Linked DNA regions of Mus musculus: region 2 is linked to region 1. A link is a loop called in an ENCODE intact Hi-C map of the cell type or tissue named here. Cell type or tissue: gastrocnemius. All regions are shown on one strand. Links, peaks and the distances in the headings refer to the core of each region. The heading gives the core; the rest is flanking DNA.

Region 1 (2,909 bases), core at 289-2,788:
AGAGGTGAGTCCAAGATGTTGCTTCCCTTTAGCCCAACACCTCAGGGGATATTTCATAAAGCAAGGCATTCTCCTGCTGTCCACGGTTCAGCTCTTGAAATAGAGAACTTTGCCATGGACCCTTAAGTCAGTGCCAACAGTGGTTCTGTAACGGGCACGGCAGCTGTCTCTGCACTGGGACATCCATCCAGGATCTCCCAGCTCTCGGCTCACACATCTCTGGCTCCTCTGACCCGAGTTCCAGAGCTGACCACCACTCGCTAGTGGCCCTGTGACCTTGAGCCTTCACCTCCAAACCCTGATCTATGCAGCAAGAATAAAACGAGCCAGTCCTCAGGATGGGGGAAGATGAGTGAGAGGAAGGCTGTGTGTGCCATCTGTTATAGGGACTAAGGATAGAGTGAGCAGGCTCAGGCACTTAGGGCCAGCATCCCACGTGATCTGAACACTGGATGTTCAGTCTGGACGTCCTGAGTCACTCTGACCCAGCTCAGTAAGCCCCTCTGAGACACTTGTCAGGCGCATCCTCTGCTTGGTGTGATGACCCCTCTCAAGAGTTTAGGGCTACTAATTTCCCTTCTATGTTTTAAAATCCACCCTACCATGAGAAGAAAGGATGGAAGGATTCTAGAAGCCAGAAGGTTGAGGACCCCATAAAAACACAGCTTACAAAATCAACTACACAGGGTTCATGGGGCCTCACAGTGATTGAAGCAGCAACCATGGTCCCTATATGGGTCTGAGCCAGGTCCTCTGCATATACCTTGTGAGTGCATAGCTTGGTGTTTTTTCGTGGGAACCCTAACAGCAGAAGTGGGGGCTGTCTCTAATTCTTTTGCCTGTGCTTGGGACCCTTTTTCTCCTCCTACTGGATCACCTGGCCTTGATATGAAGATTTCTTTTTTTATTTTTTTGCCTTGTCTTATTGTGATGTGTTATGCCATGTTCGGTTGCTATCCCTGAAAGATCTGACCTTCTTTTAAAGGGAAACTGAGGAAGAGAGGGCTTATGGGGAGGGGAGGGAGGACTTGGAGGAATACAGGTAGGGGAAGGCATGGTTGGGATGGAATGTGTGTGAAGAATAAAAATTAAAATAAATAAAATCCATTCTTCCTCCCCCAACTTCCTTCCCTACTAACATTGTTCGAGTCCAGAGAAAGTGAGTCTCAGAGTGGTTGCTCCTGCCCTGGCCGGGTGTATCCTGCCTCTTGACATGTCTTTCTGCTGACACCAGAACACAAGGCTGACACCTTACACACAGTTAATCTGCCAGGGTGCCCATGACCAGGATGATCAGGTATAGGACCTGCTGCCTAGGAGCCCTCAGCTGAAGATGTCTGTCCGGTGACTTCTGTTTAAGTTATAACATTAGCTCCTGGTGGCTTTAGGGTGGTGAGAGGTTAGCTGGCTGATATGAGCAAGGCTACCAAGCAGAAGACATTTTGGAACTTGGGAAGTGATGTCACACGTGCTTCTAATTCAGAGATACGGGAAGAGAGGAGCAAGGCAGGCTGGGAGCAGCTCAGGCTGAGGGAGAGCATGGCCTGAAAGGAGCTAAAGGTCCCAAGGTGGGAAGCAGAGCAGAGAGGCCCACTCGTGTTGGCAAAGGCAGAGGGAGATCCTCACGAAGTCCATCCCCACAGTCCTTCAGGCTCCGACCAGATTCTCACTCTGCCTGGCTCTGTTTGTTTCCTAGTGCTGCCTAGGTAACAAATGAGCACACACTGGGTGGCTTTAAACACTCTGTTGTACAAGCCAGAAGTCTAAAGCAAAGGTGCCAGCTAGGCTGGCTGTGCAGTGTACAGGCTGACCTCACGTGAGTCCCCCTCGTCTCTCTGTCTCTCTGTCTCTCTCTGTCTCTCTCTCTGTCTCTCTCTCTCTTTCTCTCTTACCTACTTGTGACTCCCAGCTTCCAGCGTTCCCCCATCCTGCATGGGGCTCTAGGATCTTCAGTCCTTGCTACCTGTGCCTCCCGCTGCAACTCCACAGCCTCTACCTCCACCATTACAAGCATCCGTGCTCTGGCTTATGGCCCATAGCACTGAGTGTCTTGTCTTTTCTGTCCCTTGTAAGGACACACCTGCCACTGGATTCATGCCCTCCTGCCCTGGGGTGAACTTACCCAAAGACTATCACATGCCACACAGATCCTTCCTTGACTGGTGCCCCATTATGAGATTTCGTGAGACACCATTGCATGTGGCTGGGGCACAATTCTACCACTTACAGGTTGAGAGCAAACAGTGTGTCATCACCGTGGCTTCCCTGGATTTCTTCCTAGTCTGTGGGAGCTGCTGTATGATCAACTGGGGCTAGGGGGGGAGCTAATTTTCAAAGGTCCCCTAAGCCTGAAAGGGGGAAGAGCCTGGGCTTAGGGATTGGGGACAGGGGAATGGCTCTGGTGATCTCAGAGGCCAACTCTCCCACACCGGAGTGCCCCTGTGGTGCACAGCAGAAGATGTGAGAGTGAGGGAGAGCAGGATGCTGGAGCACCAAGCTTCACTGTCCTCCCCTGGAAACTCAAGTTCCAAAATGAGGTTTGAGCATCTACTGAGTTCTGTAACAGGATGTGGTGTAAGGGACATGAAGTTTCTTGGTTTATGACATTTTTAGGGTCATGAGGGGGTCAAGATATCATAGCTGGTGAGAGCTACCCACAGGAGCATTGGGGGCCAAACACCTTAGTACCAAGGTAGACAGGGAAACCCTGCACACAGTCCAAAGGAGGTAGTACTGAGCTATGACATAAAAGACATTTAAGAGTTAGATAGGGCAGGGAGACATGGGGGTGAGTAGGTGTGTGGCATGAGCCAGGATGAGCCTGGTAAGTGTTCGATGCAATAAGAAAGTGCATTTTGGTTTTCAGTCTGGGAAGGCAGGGTGGGGCTACTATGGGAGTTCCAGGAGGA
Region 2 (2,909 bases), core at 291-2,790, 190 kb after region 1:
GCCACTGTGAGTCCCATACTGCACTACGTCAGGGAGCTGAGACATATCACCTCGGGCTCAGGCGTGACGTGTCAAGAAGTGAACTGCCCATCACAGACACACAGCTGCCTTGGTGGAAATGTTTAAGCAGTGGGTAAGGACAAGCCTAGGTCACCTCTGCATCAGACAGAATAGACAAATGTCCCTGAGGCCAGGCCTTAAAGTCTTGGAGGAAGTGTGGGGACCTTAGGGAAACATGAATACTGACACAAGTTCATTCAATCACATGCTTATGAACATGTGCTCACATGCACATGTGTGAGCTTGTACATATGTGTCCCTGGACACAGTAGCTATTCTGGTGAACAAAGGATATTACTAAGTCCCTGCAAGTGTGGAAGCCCCTGGCTACAGAAGTATGTTCCCCCTTAACAAGTGCCTAGAGGACACTCCCTTCCCCCTTCTCAGCCTCACTTTCCCCACTGTTTGAGGAAGGGGTTGTCTGAGGTCATCTCCAAGGTCTTGGGCTTCTTGCCGCCTGGCCAGTCACCTGCAACTCTCTGTCCCCAGAGCTGGCAGGAGCTGTGACTCAGAAGCAAGAAGCAGCATAGGAGCTGCCCACTGCCCCCTTCCCCCAACACACACACAAAGGGCATCTTGTTACCACAGCCTGCCAGCAGGCAAGGGAGGGCTGGGAGGTAAGGGACCAGGATGCCTGTGTCAGCAGGACTGGGGGTAGGGCTCAGTTAGAGGCTCTGCCAGGGCCATCGGCTGGCTGGCCAAGGATCCCCAGCAGTGGGCAAGGCCTTGGGCAGGCAGGCAGCCCTGAAGAGCAGTCTCAGGAAATGGCCGGCCCCCAGGCTTCTGTATGCAACCGTGTTTGTCAAGCTCCTTTTTAGTATCATTATTTTTCATTTGGATTCTAAATGAACCTTGTGCACCCAGCAGCAGCCTCAGGCCTGGAATTTCCCAGCTGTGTGGGCTGAAACCACAGCCCCTGCTCAGAGCTTACCAGATGTGAGCACAGTCACTCTTCCAATCTGCAAAATGGGAGTGCTGAGTGGAGAAGATGCTTAAATCACACTCTCCAGTGGGGCAGACACCACCTCCCAGAGGAGCCCCAACACTGGTCAGGACACCCTGGTACCTTTCTTGTTGCTACTGGCTCTGTCACTTCCTTGCTTTGGATCCTAAGGCAAAGCACTTATCCCTTCTTACCTCCGTTCTCTAGCCAGTAAAATGGGGATGGCTGAAAGGCAGCAGAAACTAAATAGAAGATTCTTTCTGGGCATTACCTGGCATCATATTCTGACACTGAACAAAGGACAAGCTGGAAGACACTCAGATTGTCCGTGCTAGTAAATAAATCAGTCTGCAGTTCTGTTCCCATAAGCGTATGAATGGTGTGCATACATATGTACATGCGTGCATAAGTGGACAGGCAGGAATTCTCCCAGGCCAGTACTTGAGCATTGAGGCCATTATGTGAACAGTACGGGGTCCAAAGCAAAGGCTCTTTGAGGCCCTTGACCTCCTTAGGACAACTGGACTCTTGTGGCTGGTTTGTGATATCCAGCTAGCCACATCCTTGCAGAGCAAACTGGTGGCTGCAGACGCTGCATCCTCCGAGCACTGGGTGGAGCTAGTGGCCAGCTGCCCCCTAAAGCATGCATTACAGTCCCAAGGAGCAATACATGCTCATAAACACCCCCTAGAGTTGCACTCCCAACATTTTCCATAAACTTCTATGCATGGGCATCTCCTCGGATCAGTATCTGTAGGTCTCTTACACCCCAGAGAAAGGATTCTGCATTCTGTCAGGAACATCTAACTGACAGGCTTTCAAAAACTAATGTGTAATGGGTACTGGTTAGTCTACCAGATCCTCCAAATGCTACCGAGCTCCCAATGTTCTTTGTCCCACTTGATGCATGAAAGTGAGGCCCAAACAGGCGAAGGTAAGTCAGGCCCGTGGGATCAGAAAATGAAAAGGGTAGGCACAGATTGAGCCAGGGGAGGGGGTGGGTATGAAGGACCATAACCCAGAAACCTAGACAGAACACAGCCTTAGTTGTGGGCTTGGAGATAGCTATGAACGGTCGGCAGGCGAGAAAACAAGCCTGCATGCGTAAAGACTCTCTTCTACCATCCTCTACTCCTGGGGAAGATCTTAAGACTTCTTGGCAAACAGTGTTTCCTTTTGGGCAGTGCCCAGGTAGAGCATAGGCCTCAGGCACAGATTACCTGGTCTCTTCCTCCCCTGGTTGCATCAGTGACTGAGTGTGGGAGGCTCTTTGCAGGAAAACAGACCCACCCAGGCTGAGCAGAGCTTCCTGACACAACAGCCACTGCATCCCTAAAGGAGGAAGATCAGTGGACCCAAGGGCCACATCACATAGGAAAGACTGCATTGTACTGGGTTACCACTGCACAGGAGGCAGTTCAAATTCACCACCTATTTAGCAAATCTTCACTGAATGCCCTTGAAGTACCAGGCCCGGGACTAAGCATAGGAGCCCAGGAGAAAAAAAGCAGAGAGGGCCCGTGAGCTCACGAAACTCACACGCCAATGAGGGATGAACACGAATATGCTACAGGAAAAGAGGAAGGTCCCACAGTGGGGATACTTGCCTGGCCTTGCTAACAAGGGAAGACTTCTGAAGGAGGTAGCACTGAGCAGGATCTCCTGAAGGGTGAACAGGAGCCATGCAGACCAAGAGAAGGTGAATAATGTTAAGGACTAGAGATATCTAGGCAGGTGGAAGCAGGCACCCACAACTTTCACAAGAACCATAGAACATGGGGACAAGCACTCCACTCTACAATGGAGGAATCTGGGACTCCTGAGTGACTGAGTCAGGCAGAAGAAAGTGAGGCCCATCTAGCTGGGCAGCTTGTTTTGACCCTATCCCACACACTGACATCTCCAA

Evidence for each region. Hi-C counts contacts between places; a loop is a spot of excess contacts. Peaks named below come from ENCODE experiments on the same cell type or tissue, not always from the same donor. Only the 100,000 strongest peaks of a DNase experiment are listed, where the experiment ranks them.
Region 2: it touches region 1 in a loop (2.9-fold over the local background); 1 of 42 quality-filtered maps calls a loop at or near these places.

Annotation. Positions count from the first base shown.
Region 1 is chr14:25,182,531-25,185,439 of GRCm38, forward strand. No RefSeq gene overlaps it. Among named protein-coding and RNA genes, the nearest start is that of Gm32307, 15 kb to the right of the region's middle. In gastrocnemius, for the core only: no CTCF peak of the experiment used is centred there; DNase peaks (open chromatin) are centred at 1,737 and 2,075; H3K27ac peaks cover 2,003 bases.
Region 2 is chr14:25,371,153-25,374,061 of GRCm38, forward strand. All of the region lies in intron 1 of Zmiz1os1 (a long non-coding RNA gene), which reads right to left. Among named protein-coding and RNA genes, the nearest start is that of Gm41113, 6.7 kb to the right of the region's middle. In gastrocnemius, for the core only: a CTCF peak has its summit at 1,627; a DNase peak (open chromatin) is centred at 695; H3K27ac peaks cover 2,291 bases.